Regions from separate parts of the Homo sapiens genome. Here region 2 is linked to region 1. The links are chromatin loops, found by intact Hi-C in ENCODE. Cell type or tissue: Caco-2. All regions are shown on one strand. Each heading gives the region's core, and the rest is flanking DNA. Links, peaks and the distances in the headings are about the cores only.

Region 1 (8,824 bases), core at 644-8,643:
GGACTTGCCCTCAGTTTTGAGGCATTATTTTGAGATGTGTGGGCTCGGGTAACTGTGTGTGCGTGGCCAGTGGGTTGGCCAACTCATCTTCTGGCAAATAAGTGTGGGAGACCTCAATCCTTGATGTCAAACACTTTTATAGCCTATTATGGAATAAATTGAATGCAGATTTATTCTTCATAAATGTGTCAGTTTCAATATTTTCTGTTTTACATGATGAACTTCTGGAATTCAGAGACAGTGCTAGTAAATTGATTTTGTGTTACCTGTAATATGGATTTTGACAAAAAATTTAACAATACATTTCTTTACTAGATAATGACTTAGTAAGCTAGTGTTTTCTAATATGTTTATTAATTTGTTTGTATCAGATCAAATACTGGCTGATTTTTCCCAATGAGATCGAAAAGTTAGGACAGATATATAGACTTTGGCTGACCTGGGTGAGTTCTGTGCCAGGCATTGTGCTATCTATTGTGATTCTAAAGATAGACAAGGCGGAGTTAGTTATTTAAACTGCAAATTGCGAGTACTTGGCAAATGAAAGTTATTCATTTTCTGACCTTTTTTGAATTTTCTAGTCTTGGAATCCATGACAGGAAGCCAGAATTTCTAGCTTTGATGTGGTTTCAATTTGATGTAGTCTAAGCAGAATACTATAATTGTATGAATTAAGAAAATATAAAAGAACAATTAATGAAGTAGATAATTTTTAAAATGAGAAACATTATTCATTATTTGGTCTATGAAAATATACATGTATCCAAGATAGGATATTAAAGTTTTATTCTATGTAGCCCACACATATATTTATGCATGTGAATGGTATTTTCAATACACTTTGTGCATAGCTGTGTTCAGATCCCTCAAAGCACAGCCCGTGATGAGTAAGAAAGACTGTAGCTGCAGCTCTGGGGTCCCCGAGGAGCTATGGCTCATCCTCATCTCAGCGGGCTTCACTCCCAAGGGGTGGGTGCTACATCTCCATCCTCCCCTGTCCCAGCAACATTCTCCTCTTTTGTTAGCCAGGAATCCTGGAAGAATAGCAAGAGCAGAGGGTAGCATAAGGCTTGTGTTCCTTCCTAACTGCTGCCTTTCTGATTAGGAAGCATTGAAAAAGGTGCCTGTGTTTCCTCTGCATCTTTCTTTGGGAGAATTTTTCATGTAAATCATGAGATAAGAGTTATTCAGATTGATCAGTTTGAACATCCATTCTGTTTTGGTTGGCAGTCATGCTCTAAAAACTTCAGTGTAGATCATTTTTAATAACCATATGGAAACAAGGGCAATTTCTAATTGAGATTTTTTTTTTCTTTTCTATTAGAACAGGTTGCCACTGACTGTAAAGGGAAAGAATATTGGAAGTTATTTTTAAAGGTAGAGATGGGAGAAAGGAGTAATTTGAAATCTGAATTGTTCAGCTGCCGTCACACACATTATGGCTAAAAAGCTTCATGGTAAAGAATGACGGCTGGGCGCGGTGGCTCATGCCTGTAAATCCAGCACTTTGGGAGGCTGAGGCGGGCAGATCACGAGGTAAAGAGATCGCGACCATCCTGGCCAACATGGTGAAACCCTGTCTCTACTAAAAATACAAAAATTAGCTGGGTGTGGTGGCACGTGCCTGTGGTCCCAGCTACTCCAGAGGCTGAGGCAGGAGAATCGCTTGAACCCGGGAGGTGAAGGTTGCAGTGAGCTGAGAATCCATACCACTGCACTCCAGCCTGGTGACAGAGTGAGACTTCATCTCAAAAAAAAAAAGAAAAAAAAAATTGCCGGGTGTGGTGGTGTACACCTGTAATCCCAGCTACTCCGGAGGCTGAGATAGGAGAATCACTTGAACCTGGGAGGTGGAGGTTGTAGTGAGCTGAGATCACGCCACTGTCCTCCAGCCTGGGTGACAAGAGCAAGACTCTGTCGCAAAAAAAAAAAAAAAAAAAAAAAAAGAATAACAGACATAAAATTAAGCAGAAGTCTGCAAAATCTAGTCAAGATTCAAGGAGGAAGCCTTAAGCATGGTTAATGCTAAAGTTTTTCTCACATATTGAAGAAGGACATATTATTAACTTCAACATTTACCCAAATAAACCAGTCCCATCCCATTTAAAACAGGTTCAATGGGAAGCATCATTATTAAAATAAATAAAATTGTATGATGATGCTATTTCCTCAATACCAAAGTGGAAAAGCACCTAGAAAAGTTGCCAAGCCAAACAGCCACAGGCTTTGCAAGATTGTGCATCAATGCTATTGACCTACAAAGTTAGACCTGAGGACTTTGTCTTTAAGATCACTTAGATTCTTATCTTGTTGCTTAGCAATTAAGTATTTTTTAATTTAATGTTAGCTTCCCTTGTCCTGCCTCCTCACCTCCTCAAAAATCCCTTTGAAAATTCGCTAGACTCTTGTAGAAACTTTAAAATTGCATAATAGTAAGTTTGATTCCTTAATCCTCTGTAAACCTGCTTTAACATCCAGTAGACGTTAACAATGGTTGGACACTGATGGATAGTGATTGCTTTGTTGAATGGGGTGGGACACAGGATCTCAGAAGCTCAGCTTTTTAACCCAATCTCTAAATTCTTCTTCATATGAGAGCCTCCTGAAATGCCCAGCTCCAGCAATTAAGATATCTGATTCAAATATGGATGTCCAACATTGGAAGATTTCCTCCAAGAATTTCTTTTCTCACATTTCTTCATTTTAATGGGCTTCGGCAGCACATGATGAAATTTTCTGCCCACTTGCTGGGGAGCTCAATTTGGGGGCTTCATTGGCTACGGTGAAGTCAAAGGACCCTCATCACAATATATGTGATGGAGCAATTGACCTTTATTTGGAAGATGGACCTTTTGTACCTGGTAAAGTGAAGTGCTCAGGAGACAGCCAGAGAAAGCAGGGGCACGTCGCAGACATTTTGCATGTCAGGACAACCTTTTCAACTTGGTTTTTGCCTTGTAAAACAAACTAACTCTCTTTCTCTGTCTTTAATTTTTTTTTTTTTTTTTGCTCAAAAGTTTAATGGTTGTATGCCCATATTCTCATAAGTTTTCAAAATGTCTGTAACGAGTGTGTGTACTTTTAAATGATGATTCAGATCTTAGCTTTTTAAGAGTTATGTACATGGTTAACATCCAGCGGTCTCAAAACTCCGCTGTGCTCTTTTCTTCACTGTTGCCAAGCCTTTGTGGTTACAGAATCTTTTAACTTTACCTGTAAACTTTAAATAACTTAACTTTTAATGTTTTGAAGTAATCTTGTTTGTTTCTTTAGAGTTTGAATTCATGCTTACCTAAAATCATTTTCCCCTCAATTTATTTATAAAATGCTTAGAAGGAAATCTTATTCTTAGAATACTTATTTTTTCTGTCATACAACAATGACAGTCTAACATGAAGATGTTTGATTTATTTTCCTATTTTATTGTTCTGCTTTAATTCATACAGATCCAGAAGTAATGAATTATACCTTTTGTTAAAACTTTCTCTTTTGTTTAATGGAAAGTGAACAACAGGGTTGTTATACACACATTACAAAACTTTTTTCTTTTTCTTTGTAAGAAAATAATGAGCTAGACTGCAACCACACTGTAAGAATGTTTGTGGCATTTGTGATTATTTCTCTGTTTTAAGAAGTCCATTTCCTCTTTCTTACTTTAAAAATTGGATAAAAGTTTTTATCTTTTTGTTCTTTTCATTCTACCTATTGTCTTAGTGCATTTAATTCTATATGACAAGGGGCTGTGAAAAAGATCTCGAATAATGTTCCCATTGGTAGATGTGCTGCCTCTCTCAGCCTCAGTTTCCTCATCTGTAAAATGAGAGAGTTGTATGAGATGATCCCAGAGGTCTCACAAAGCTCTAAGTTAGGTGCCACTTTAATGATACCAGTGAGCAAGATGAACAAGTCATTTCAGTGGCTGAATTACCCTGCTCATGTTCCACATTCTTGAGATGTGACCTTTACATTCAAACTGCGAGTTCGTCATCTCTGGATTCCCTGAAAGACATTCATTCTTAAAGATGTCTGCCAGCGGCCATTTAGCCCAACCCTTTCATTTTCCAGATAAGAAAAATAAAACAGTGTTTTATTGAAACATCAATAGGAAAGCATATAAACTGACTTTTTGTTTTCTTTCTAATAGCTATGCAATCCCAGTCTTACTATAAATAATCCCAAACTAAGGCTTCAAAACCACAAAACTCATTCTGTAAACATTCTGTCTAAGGCTAAGACCTACCTACTGCCTCTATGGGAGCCCTTCTCTCCTGCCTGGGGTGCAGGGCCTCAGTGCTAATATGAACAGGGTCCCAGTCGTTAGTTGGCTGCCATCTGCACTGTTGTCACCCCAGAATAAATAATTGAGAAGCACATGCCACTGAGGTGTGCCTAATTCTGCGAAAATAACTGTTACTTCCCCAGATCCAAGAAATTTAGCAAACTCATCACACTGTAATAACAATTTTATTCATTATTAATCCTGGTGAGGAATACTTCAGCTGCTTTACATCTATTTCATACCCTCCACTTTGACCCCTCTCTTTGATACTGCAAATCCTCACGTTGAAGGGCATGTGAAATTATTGGTGAATCAGAAAGGTGATGTTTCATTCCGTATATTAATGCTTCTTTTGTAAATTAAGAATTTATTTTTGTTTGTAGTTAACTCAAATATGCTTTTTTTTATGGGCTTCAGTGTTCCATTAATTTTTAAAGGAATTAAATATTTGCTTAGATGTGCCTTCCACAGTTCTTTCAATCATGTGGGTAGATTTTTTCCCCTTAATTGTCTATGTTAAAAAGGGGAAAAAAACAACTAAAACACACAGTAAAGAAGGTAATTTTTTCCAGCTGTGTAGTAGTTCTATTCCTTCATTTGACTTTGATGTAGTCAAAAAGTGGCCGCCTGGTCTGACTTAAACTTTACTTCTTTTACCCCGTGGCAACATTTAGAGGGAAGAGAAATACAATCTCTAACTGGAAAATCTCCCAAATTCATTAGACTTACCACTTATTTACCAATCAGAAGTTATTTTAAGTTGCGGTTTTCTGCTCCAGTAAAGTGTATAGTCTGAAGTATTTTGTTACTCAGAATTTGGTGTATTTTATGGAAGACTTTACTAAAAGGAAAGAGACAGAAAAGAGGGAAAGAGAAAGAGGGAAGGAAAGAAGGAAGGAAGGAAGGAAGGAAGGAAGGAAGGAAGGAAGGAAGGAAGGAAAGAGAGAGAGAGAGAAAGAAAGAAAGAATGTCCTAAGGTAAAGAAGAGTCTTTACTAAAAAGGATGGAAGGAAGGGAGGCAGGAAAGAAAGAAATGATAAGTTCCTAATACATGAGCAAGGGTTTGTCTGGGATCTCAACTTGCCTGGGGTTAACTAGTGTTGTAGGTCCAAAGTAACTGGATTTAAATGTCATACATAATGACAAGTAGGAAAATTGGTACGTTATTTGCATGTGAATGGGGATAGAGGTGACTGGATGTTGATTCATTGCATGATGAATGTTTGCCCTTGGTGAAATGTTTTACCTTCCATGAAATTATAAACAATATTTCTTACTGACTGTAAAATGTAGACACCAAGCCTAGAAGTGTCTGCTCCTGAAATGCTGCTCTAATTAGAAAACTGTTTTTAAAAAACAAAACAAACAAAACCCAATCAGAGGAGGGAGGAATCTTGGAATTCTACACTTTTGAGGAAGGACTTGCCTTCATGTATTGCTTTAGGTTTAGGAGAGTTGGGAGTGGACCTGGGAAATATAATTCCAAGACGCATTAGAGATAAATGGACAAAGACAGTTTACTCACATTCTTTGGAAAATATTTTTGAAGTCTCTAAAATAAATTAGATTTATTATTCTTATACTGTTTTGTGTTAGTAATGTTTCTCTATATATTGATCTAATGTGCTTTTTAATTTGTAAAGCTAATACTTTTGCAGGAATAAACACAATCTCAGCTGTGAGACTATTAAGGAAAAAGTTTTTTCTAGATAATGCATCAGTATGTCTTCAAAACTTATAATTAGAGAGTCTTAGAACTTGATAAAAAAAGTTTCTTAATTTTTTGGAGAAATATTATCAAATATTTCCATTGATTGAAAACATTGATTTTCCAAGGTCACTTTTCTTCTTAAGCTTTTCCTTCAATTGGATTATAGTGATTGAATGATGGAAAACTTTCCCCAGTATTCTGCCGTGACAACTTGCAGTATATGTGTATTACACATTTTAACCTAGTAATTCTCCAAATCATCACAAGAGACATGGGATTCATGGAAACCCTTGGATTAGCCCAGGGTCAAACAATAAATTAGGATCAGTGTCAGAATTAGAGTTCACTAGGGACGCTGAATTTTGAGTTTGTTGTTGAAGCATACTGGTTGTGGTTTGATATGCATAGAATCAGAGGTCAGGATGCTCACAGATAGGTTTTTGTACTCTCTGAAAAGACACTACAAAACCAAACATCAGAGAGCATGCAGGATGCCCGCTTCTTAAGATGTGGAATGCCAGAATCCCCGGACTTTAACAAGGAGATGCCATAATCAGAGGCTCCGTGGGACTTCCAGGCTGGGGCAACCCCACACGACAGGACATCTTACTGATTTGAAGAAATGCCACTAGCAGTTGATGGCATGTGCAAGGAGGGATGACAATCGCCACTTGGGGGTCACTGGGCCTGACATATTTCTTTCAAGAAATTGAACAAAGGCCAGCTCCCCTGGGCTATGTAAGGTAAACATTCCAATCAGCATCACCCATGGAAGCTGATTTGGAAATCATTCTCAAGAAATACTGTCCAAGCTCATTTCTCTAAGCCCACGCAATATAATTTTAAAGCAAAAAGAACATTGACCCTTCCTCTGCTTGAGGTGGTAATGTTGATTCCCATGTTAGAATAATAGAATTTTTCTATACGTTATGTATTTATACACTTACTGCAGATTCAGCACAGAGGCCATCCTGGGAAAAAGAGCAAGTTACATTGAATTCTAATGTGTTACATATGATCTTGCACAGGTGTGTGAATACTTTTCATCTCAAAGCATTTCCCATAGTTTTATATAGGAGCAGGGTATAAGCTCGGATAATGGTGAAGTAGGCCAAGGAGAAAACCTAAGAATTGATGAGGTCTGTGATAAATTGTGGCACCTCAGTGTCATATGAGTTGAGTTGGTCCTATGCAGCTCTAGCTGCTGATTGTGTGAGAAATACAGACCCAGTGCTATCAGACCTTAAGACTTGCTTTCACAATAAATTAACACTCCAGGTTTTTAGGTGAAACTTTGCCATCTAATGAAATACATCCACGGGCCGGAACTGGCTCTCGGATCATCAGTTTGTGATAGACTAGGATCATTACCAGTGGCTTAGTATATGTCAAGTTCTGTGTCAACTGTTATCTTTGTCTCTATTTCTATATCTGTCTGTCTGTCTATGTATCTATCTATGTATCTATCTATCTATCTATCTATCTATCTATCTATCTATCTATCTATCTAGTCTTATCTATTCACAGTTGACCCTTGAACAATATGGGGGTTAGAGGTGCCAACCCCCTGTGCAGTCAAAAATTCAAGTATAGCTTTGACTCCCTCAAAACTTAAAGTACCAATACTCTACTGGTGACTGGAAGGAAGCCTTACTGATAACATGAGTAGTCAATTCATAGACCAGCGTGGTGGTATGTGCAGTGAGCCATGATCATGCCACTGCACTCCAGCCTGGGCGACAGAGTGAGGCCCTATCGCAAAAAAATAAAATGAGAGATACATTTGCATCAATTGTTTATGCTTCATGGATTCTTAAATATTCAATCCTTCTTGACCTGTTCGGTTTCCACTTATGTTTATTGGTAACTATCACTTCTTAATCTCAAAGGATTTCGATTGGCCTGTTTATGTCTCATGCTTAATAATATCCAGCTTGATACAGTACTTGTGTACTGTAGTATGCTAAACTAGAGAGCTTATCGTTATCACTGCACAATAATCTGTAGAAAACTTTGTAATTTGAAAACTTCAGGTGGCACTTGTAGTGTTGTATAAATATATGCAGAAATAAAACCATATTCAGAATTATTTCTTTTAGAATTAGAGTAATCATGCTTTAGAAAAAACTGCATTTCTTATCTCTTTTAATGTGTATAAAATAAACTTGAAATTTCACTTTGGGTTACCATAGAAAATAGTTGATCATATATATTTTGTGTTATATGTATTACACACTGTGCTCTTAAAGCAAGCCAGATAAAAGAAAATGTTATTAAGAAAATCATAAAGGCCAGGCGTGGTGGCTCATGCCTGTAATCCCAGTACTTTGGGAGGCCAAGGTGGGTGTATCACCTGAGGTCAGGAGTTCAAGACCAGCCTGGCCAACATGGTGAAACCTCATCTCTAATAATAATAATAATAATAATAATAATAATAATAATAATAATAAAATAGCTGGCCATGGTGACAGGCACCTGTAATCTCAGCTACTCAGGAGGCTGAGGCAGGAGAATTGCTTGAACCTGGGAGGTGGAGGTTGCAGTGAGCTAAGATCATGCCATTGCACCCCAGCCTGAGTGACAAGAGCAAAACTCCACCTCAGAAAAAGAAAATCATAAAGAATAGAAAATACATTTATTACTCATTAAGTAAAAATAGATCATCATAAGGTTCTTTATTCTGTCATCTTCATGTTGAGTGGCTGAAGGGAGGAAGAAACATTTAAAACATAGAACAGGCCAGAAATGGTGACTGAATAGATGCAGGGGATGATCAAGATGAGGTTAAGTTTTCTGGTTTAATTAATTGTGCAGTTGGTGAAACCATTCACCAA
Region 2 (8,824 bases), core at 377-8,376, 68 kb after region 1:
TAGTTGGGATTACAGGTGCCCGCCACCAACCATGCCTGGCTAATTTTTGTAGTTTTTTAGTAAAGATGGGGTTTTACCATGTTGACCAGGCTGCTCTCGAACTCCTGACTTCAGGTGATCTGACCACCTTGGCCTGCCAAAGTGCTGGGACTACAGGCGTGAGCCACCGCACCCAGCCATGACAAGTCTTTATGAAGGAAAGAGGAAAAACAGTATAGTTGACTTTTGTACAACACAGGTTTGAACTGTGAGAGTCCACTTATTCTAAACATGGATTGAAAATACAGAATTCTTGGGGATGTGAAGCCTGACTTTTCTGGTACTTGGCTCTACAGGGCTAACTGCAGGACTTGAGTATGCGTGGATTTTGCTATATGCAGGGAGTCTTGCAACCCATCTCCTGTGTATACCAAGGTGTGGCTGTATTTAAATTCATTGTCCCTAAAATAGAAGCTAAAATTAATGTTTCTCTAATTAATTCACTCATTGGGACAATGCTGAAAAATGGCCTTCCTCTGGTTCCCCATAAATCGTCTGCATAAATCCATGGGGAGACTGATATTTTGGGCCCACACTATTTATGACTGAGGTTGAGATATGTGATCAATTAGCTTTTAATTTTGTCCAAATTAACTTACGGTGTAAATACAGACTAACACTTGGTTATGTACAAATGCCAATTAAAGGCAACTTCTGCCAGAAAGTTGTTGGCTAATGATGTGTTTTTTGAGGAACAGAAGTTTTAGTCATTAGAGAGGTGCTGTTGTTCACATCCTTATCATGCTTAGAAGGAACATTTTCCAGTGTTTATATATTGGTAAGAATATTGTGGACTTCTTGACTTGCTCTTCAGTGACTGAGAAGCTTAGCAAGATGTCTCTTCAGCTAATTTTTATGTTTTAATATAGAACCAAACTTTCAGAAGAGTTGATGCTAGACTGATTTTTTATGACTTAAGTAATTAAAATTTTTTGTGAATACACCATTTTGTTCAGAAGCATGTTTACAGAGTTTGTAATAGTAATATGTTGCTGACAGTGAAGGTGAACAAAATGTTGAAAGGCTGCAATGGTGTTAAAGTAATGAATTAATGAAAAACTGAGTGGTTCTCTGAGGCTCCTGAAACCCTTCCCACAGGAAGAGAGATGAAGATTTCCTTCAGACCAGCCTGATCTAAATAGGAAACACCCTCAACTTCCTCCCAGCCCTGCTTATCTCTTTGCTTGTGTTTAATGTAAAATTTTCATTATTTAGTTACTAGAGACATTCATTCAGAGTTTAGCATCTGTCCTTTGAACTTGTTTGCATTGGTGTGGTCTGTCATTAATTGAAAGCTCCTAGATTGCAGGGTCAAGTTTTCTTACATTCTGTGACTAAGATGCTTATTACCACCCCATACTAAACAGATACTGAAGAAAAGCATTCAGTGTGCTTTTGTTTACCTTTCTCCTTGCCTCTGGTGGAAAAGTATTTTTCTGGATTGCTTCATCAGTAATACCACTGATGAGGCTGGGGATGAGGGGGTTGAGATATGATATGGGGTGGGGTTAAGGTTAGGGAGCAATTTAGGGTGGGGAGTAGGAGCTCTTTGCAATCAAAAAGATCCAGAATATTCACTTCACAACTTACCATCTTTCTGGCCTCCGACTTTCCAAACCCAAATTTCCTCACCTGTAAGGTGAGGCTATTATACCTGTGTTATGGGCTGAATTGTGCCAGATCTCCTTTCCCAAATTCATACATTGAAATCCTAACCCCAGAACCTCAGAATGTGACTGTATTTGCAGATATGGTCTTTATGGAGGGTACTTAAGTTAAAATCAGGTCAGCCAGGTGGGCCCTAATACAATATGACTCATGTCCTCAGAAGAAGAGGACATTTAGACACAAACATAGACAGAAGGAAGACATCATAAAGATACAGGAAAAAGACGGCCATCCGCGAGCCAAGGAGTGAGGCCTGGAGCTGTTCCTTCCCTCACAACCCTCAGAAGGGACCAACCCTGTTGACACCTTGATTCTGTACTTCCAGCCTCTCCTTTCACTATGAGAAATCTCTGTTGTTTAAGCCACCCAGTCTGTGGTACTGTGTTATGGCAGCCCTTGCAAATGAATACAACTTACCTTACACTCCAGTTGTAAATAGATCAGACACTGTGAAGAGCTTATGGTGCATAAAGACACTCAGCAAATGGGAGCTTGATAAAATGATCAGAGCTAGAGAAGGGAACAGAAGTGGAAATATTTCTAGAAATATATTTGAATCCTTAAAGCCTGGGTAGATGTGGAAGTTAGGTTTGGAAGGAAATTCAGGTAAGTTTCTTTTTATTTAAATTAGGCCCCCTGCAAACATAAGAGCATTTATGGATCGACTGTATCCAATTGTGTTTTTCTTTGTGGTTGTCTTTTGGGGATGATAAATGAGCCCAAATAATAACAAATGAGCCTCACAGAAGGATTTATGATTTTGAACCATAGGGTTCAGATGGTGTCTGCAAGTTGAATGCTTGGTAAAAATATGTAAGCAGTGGTGTCCCAGTCTGTCTGGTTTTGTTGGATTGGTTTCGCACTTCATTGCTTTCTGGCAAAGAAATAGTGCAAGCCCAAATAATTTTAAAAATTGCCAGTGTTAAAATGTTGCCTCCTGCTATTCACTCATACTCCTCTCTGAATAATCAGCGGTGGCTGTATTTATGTGGATCTAGGGAACATTTTTTTAAATATCAGCTTTACATGCCAAGTTACCCTTTTTAACTTAAAGAAAGTTCTTTTATTTGCAAGCTATTCTTCAAGATAAATAAGTATTATTTTCCTATTTTGTACCTTTGAAGAATAATTCTTTCTAATTTGAAGTTTGGTAAAATTATAATTTTGAGTAATTTCTTAGGTGCCTGGATTTCTTATAAAAATGTCAGGATTGGCAAATCTCTTAAGATATTAGGATTCTCTAACTACTCTGCCCTTCAGCTACTTTGATGCAACATGTTTTGTTAAACACTAATAGTTCTTCCGAAGTCATAGCAGCAGTTAGGGAAGGTCATGTAGGTGGGGGAGTTTTATTTTGTGAACTATTCTCCCTCTCCACACAAACATAAAATTAAACCATAATCAAATTGATTCTTTAGAAGGCTAATCAGGGTTTTGTTTTGCTTTGGTTTGGTTTTAAGATAATTCTGTAAAGAGTGCTCTCCTGGCACAGAAAGAAGACATTGGTCACCACCCAGAGAGGTGACTCCACAGCAGTCATTAGCTGGACCTAACTGTAGCTTAAATACCATGAGTCACAAAGGAAATACACAAGTGATAACAGCAGGTATTCACTCGTGCTTATAAACTGTTAACACCCAGCACAGTGGAAAAAGTGATAAGCTTATTTGATTAGCTCAAAAGTTCTCAGAAGTTCCTGAGGCTGTTCTCAGTTCCAAGAGGAGATAATAAAAATTCTAACTACTCCCCTTCTGGTACCCATCATCTTTTCTCTGGAGGACTTCAAAGGCTTCATTTGTGGCCTCGCTATCTTAACTGCTATACCTCCTCCACCATACTTCTAAAGCACAATTGTGTCTTGCCGCTTCTGCCTAAAACTGTGCAGTCACCCCTGATTACCCTCCATATAAAGTTTCAATCCCTCAGTGAGGTCTACAAAGTGCTTTACGATCAGGCCTCTGTCTACCTCCAAATTCATTTCCTGCAACTACCTTTTTGTGCCTGTTGTCAGTCAGTCAGAAATACCTGCAGTTGCAGGCTTTCTCATGCCTCCGGGCCTTTGCATGTGATGTTCCTGTTGTGAACAAGCTCTCTGACATCTAGATTTCTTGATCTAGCCACCTACTGCTCTCCATCAGCTCAATCTAGACTTTCCCTGCTATGAGACTGGGTTGAATGTTACTTCCATGTGCTCCTCCTACCCACCCCGTATGTATTACTGTATTGAAAGTACACTTACCCCGCCCTTATTCTTGGGCTCACTCTCTGAGGTTTTAGTTGCCTATGGTTAACTGTGGTCCAAAAATATTCAATGGAAAATTTTGGAAATAAATAGTTCATAAGTTTTCAATTGCATGCCATTTTGAGAAATGTGGTGAAATCTAACCCTGTCTGGCCCCATCTCACCCAAGATGTGAATCGTGCCTTTGTCCAGCATGGCCACACTGTAGACACTCCCTGCTTGTTAGTTACTTGGTGGCCCACTCCGTTACGGTTATCAGATTGACTGTGGCAGCATCACAGTGCTGGTGCCCAAAGAACCCTTATTTTGTTTAATAATGGCCCCAAAGTGCAGGAGTAATGATGCTGGCATATTGCTATAATTGTTAGTTGTTCTATTTTATCATTGTTAACCTCTTGCTGTGCCTAAATTATTAATTAAACTTTATCATAGGTATGTTTTATATAGGAAAAGACAGTATATATGGGGTTCAGTACTCTCCATGGTTTCAGACATCCACTGGGGGTCTTGGAATGTATCCCCCCTGGATAAGGGGGACTACTATACTTGTTACTTGTCTCCTGCACCGGATAGTAAGTACTTTGAAGGGAGAAACAGTGTCTTGTGCCTGTTATATATACACTACCTAGCTAGTGTCAAATTATAAAAGAATATGTGTGATGAAGGAAGGAAAGAAGGTGGGGAGGAGGGAGGGAGGGAAGGAAAATAAAGGAAGGAAGGAAATAAGGAAGGAGGGAAGGAAAATGAAAGAAGGAAGGAAAAGAAGGAAGGAAGGAAGGGAAGGAAGGGGGCAATGGAAAGTATCAGAAGTGGGAGGGTGTTGTAGAGAGAAGGAATTGGTATTAATGGAGAACTTATTATTTATCCTACCAGTCTCTTTCATTAAATCTTCATGACAGCTCTTTGAAGCAGGAATTATTATCTCTAATTACAGATGAGGAAAGTGGGCCTCGGAGAGTTCAGCCCATTGTCAGGGGTTTCACAGCTCGTAGGTTGTGGGACTGGGATTTGAATGCAGATCTGCCTGATCCCCCAACCTGACCCTGTGCTCCCTGTCCCATTTCTAGCCATATCATGGGACAGATAAAGATGTCATATAATCACCTGGTGTATTCACCACAGTCTTGATCAAGCCAGGCCGCTCTAATTCTCAGCTGCTTCTCATTAGCCAAGATTCCTGCACTTTAGGCTGAAATAGAAAGAAGCTCAAAACAAACCCACTGGCCTATTTTTGTTAATCACTATAAACGGTGGCTGTAGCAGAGCTGATTCATTTAATTGAGGATGTAGAAAATATTGCAGAGAGTAAAGAAAAGGCTAGGAATGCCAAATTAAATTTCTTGGAAAATAGTGGTTTGCATTCTTCAAAGGGGTCATTGCTGAATTTGTAATCAGATTGTAATGAATTTCAGCTGAAGTATTAAGTTTGTGGTATCCAGAAACCGGGAAATATGTTTGTGTTGTGAGTTCCTTACATCATGGAGTGTCATGTGCGTAAGTACACTTAATTAGATACTCTGATGACATTAGTAACAGTGTCAAATGTCATGAATGGCTAATTGCTTGCCAATCGAAAGCCCTATTTACATAAACACCAGGGGCCCACTCAGAGGTCTGCACCAACCATCTTTTAAGCTAAGATGTATCTTCAGTACCTTGGGACAAAGAAATGAGCATTTTCTTACAGAAATCCAAGAGACATTACAGGGGAGATAAAGAAATTTTTGAAGAAAATGTCTCTCGTCTGATCAGTTAGAGATTGGAAACTATAAGAATTTTTAAAAATAATAGTTATTAAAATGCATAATATTTTGTGGCCTTTATAGCTAGCTAAAGCACAATACTATCTTCTATATTTTATATTTTCTAAGTGTACTTTGATTCTGCATGTAAAGTTTCAGCCAAGCAACTCAATTATATTTTGAAAGCCATTCTGGAGTTTTAGCTTTACAAAGTTAACCTCCCACTTCTGTGCCACCACTCACACATACTAGCATCAAATGGATATAGAAAAACAACAATTTATTTTTTTCCAGGAATATTATTTGTGTTCTAGACTTTTAAAACAGACATGGATGTTAAAATTGTCATCCAGTTTTCCTCATTTTACAGATGAGAAATTAATCCCCAGAGACTTACAGTAATTCACTTAAAGTCACCTAGCTCCATGTTTTTTCCGCTCCACTCATGTTATGGGCTGAATGTTTGCTTCTCCCTCTTCCCTAAATTCATGTGTTGAAGGCCTAACCCTCAATGTTCTTGTATTTGGAGGTGGGGCCTTTGGGAGACAAATAAGTTGAGATAGCATCTTGAGGGTGGCACTCTTTTGATGGGATTAGTGCCCTTTTAAGAACAGAAAGGGAGGGACATCTCCCTCTGCAGAAGCATGTGCCATGGAAAGGCTATGGGAGCACACAATGAAAAGGCAAGGTGGCTGTCTACAAACCAAGAAGTGGGCCCTTACCAGACACCAAATCTGCTGGCTTAGACTTCCCAGCCTCTGGAACTATAAAAAAAAAAAAAAGTCTGTTGTTTAAGCCACCAAGTCTATGATATTTTGTTATAGCAGACTAAAATAATCCTACTCATACAAAAAGGATTGGAGCAGTTTATTGGTTCCTATTAGTGATTATGATCCATTTTTATAAACTATTATTCAAACCATCGGGAATGCAAAGCATTTTTTTCTCAAAGTCAAGCAGTAAATTGACAGCAAAAATGAAACAAAAGATCAGACCTCCTGAGTCATGGTCCAGAGCTTGTGATGTCAAGCATGTTGCTACTTAAAGGAAAGAATGTTTGTGTTTGATAATCTCATCACTTCTTAAAGCAATACCTGTTTGTTGACTGCGTTTTGCAAACTCTGCTATCCTTGGTCTTTTAGAGAACTCACAAGCTTTCCTGACATACAACTTTGACATTTAAAAATTGTTCTGCTATGTTTGAAGAAAACAAAGGATGCAAAGGTTCTCTAACAGTTGCATGAGTTCACTGAGACAACACTCAAACTACAGCTCTGGGACCCTGAATGTATATACCCTTGATTTATATACCCTGGGTTCCACTTGGTTTGCCGAGTCGAGTGCTGTAAAACATCTACATCTTGTTCTAAGAAGAATGAGGACATAACCTGGGTTGTTCTGGATACCTCCTCATTATCTTAGGATGTTGCATTCTTGGTAAATTCTGCCTGAGAATTGCAAGCAAGCGGCAGCAGAGCTGGGTCAGCCAACATCATCTGGAAAGGGAATGACCCTGTATCATGAAATCTCATGCATAAGCTGTAGGAGCAGGAAAAAGTTAAATGGTAGAAGAGATCATAGTGTCTATCCAAGAGTGTTTGGGGGAAACTAGGGCCCAAGGGTGATATAATATTTGGTGGCTTGTACACAGAGTATGGGGTAGAAGCTGAACAGAACTGTCACCCAAATTCAGTGCTATTTCTTTATCTTTCCAAGCAAAAGTAGTATGTATGACAAAGAAAAGGGTGAGACAAGGGTAAGCTGTAGTCAGTTTTCCCCTCTTCTCTCCTCCCTTACTCTTCCCTTGCCTCCCCTTTCATCTCCTTCCTCTTCTGTTCTTTCCTCTCCTCTTGTCCCTTCCTCATCCCTCCCTTCCTATAAATTATGAAGAAATATGTATTGAGATGTGTTTTTAGAACTTCTTCTCAAAACAGGTCTGTATTTTTACTTCTGTGCATTTGTGGAATTAACTGACTCCACTTAACAGTAAAATAAAACAGCCCTAAAAGAACATAAAGTTTATATTAAATGGTTATGAAAATAATGGGCACCTTCGCCCACTGAGATTGTGTTGAGTGAAGTTCAGTGACGATACTAAATAGGCCCCCTCCCACCTCACTAGGAGCCAATTGACAGATATGGAAGTCAGACAGAGGTAGGTATTTTGGTCTGCTTTTTTATTACTGAAGAGTAAACTGGAGGATGTGAACTGCCTGGCTGGCAACACTGGGCTTCCAAATAGACTTTCTGACTTAGTCATGAGCTGTATCTCTTAAGTCTATGGTCTGGCAGAAATTGGAAGAAAATCATGCACTCTGTGGGAAGGCATCCCAAAGAGAGTTCCAGAAGGGGCTGGAGAAGCACGTCCTGCTTCTTCTCCACAGTTGTCAGTCAGTTAAGTTTCTCCTCCTTCTATGGAGGAGTGAGTGATGAGCATGGTGTTGACTTATATATTGAGGTCCTTCTACCTGGAAGAGGGGAGGGGGACAATTGCTTTTCTGTTTCTAAACATATATTAGAGACTAAATGGTTAGGAAAAGATAATCCAATTTTCTTATGATTGAAAGATAAGTTAAAGGTGTTTTGGTTTTGTCTATGTGTAATTGTTATTCACTGTTTAATTAAGACAAAAATTATATACTTTGAATCAGTGATTCTCAAATTTAGTGTGCATTGGAATCATCTGGACAGCTTGTTATAATACAGATTCCTGGACTCTATTCTTGGACACTGAGTAGGAATGCCAAAAAAACGAATGACTTAGGTGGTCTTGGGGCCATACTTTGAGTAACGCAATCTGTGAATGTTTTCCTCCTTATCCATCCATTTCTGAATTATTTTTGTATTGTGGGTCATTACTTAGCCATTTCAAATTTAGTTATTAATCCTGATGATTGTTTACCAAATTACTATTATTAATACATATATTTGCTTACATGTTCATAGGGAAAATATGGGCATATATACATGAAACTGTAAATGATGGTTATCTTCTTGGCATGAGGTTACAGGAAAGGGTAGAGTTTTACACTCTTTCCTGCAGTGGTGTCACGGGATCTTTAGGGTGTTTCTTTTCTAGCTGGAAAGTTCTGTGGCTAGTGGTGCCTTTGCCCAAGTTTTTACTCAGGCCTGC

Evidence for each region. Hi-C counts contacts between places; a loop is a spot of excess contacts. Peaks named below come from ENCODE experiments on the same cell type or tissue, not always from the same donor. Only the 100,000 strongest peaks of a DNase experiment are listed, where the experiment ranks them.
Region 2: it touches region 1 in a loop (8-fold over the local background); 2 of 110 quality-filtered maps call a loop at or near these places.

What each region holds. Positions count from the first base shown.
Region 1 is chr6:147,638,577-147,647,400 of GRCh38, forward strand. It overlaps a transcript of SAMD5 not described here. Among named protein-coding and RNA genes, the nearest start is that of SAMD5, 130 kb to the left of the region's middle. In Caco-2, for the core only: no CTCF peak of the experiment used is centred there; a DNase peak (open chromatin) is centred at 3,975.
Region 2 is chr6:147,706,350-147,715,173 of GRCh38, forward strand. It overlaps a transcript of SAMD5 not described here. Among named protein-coding and RNA genes, the nearest start is that of SAMD5, 200 kb to the left of the region's middle. In Caco-2, for the core only: no CTCF peak of the experiment used is centred there; DNase peaks (open chromatin) are centred at 3,262 and 3,562.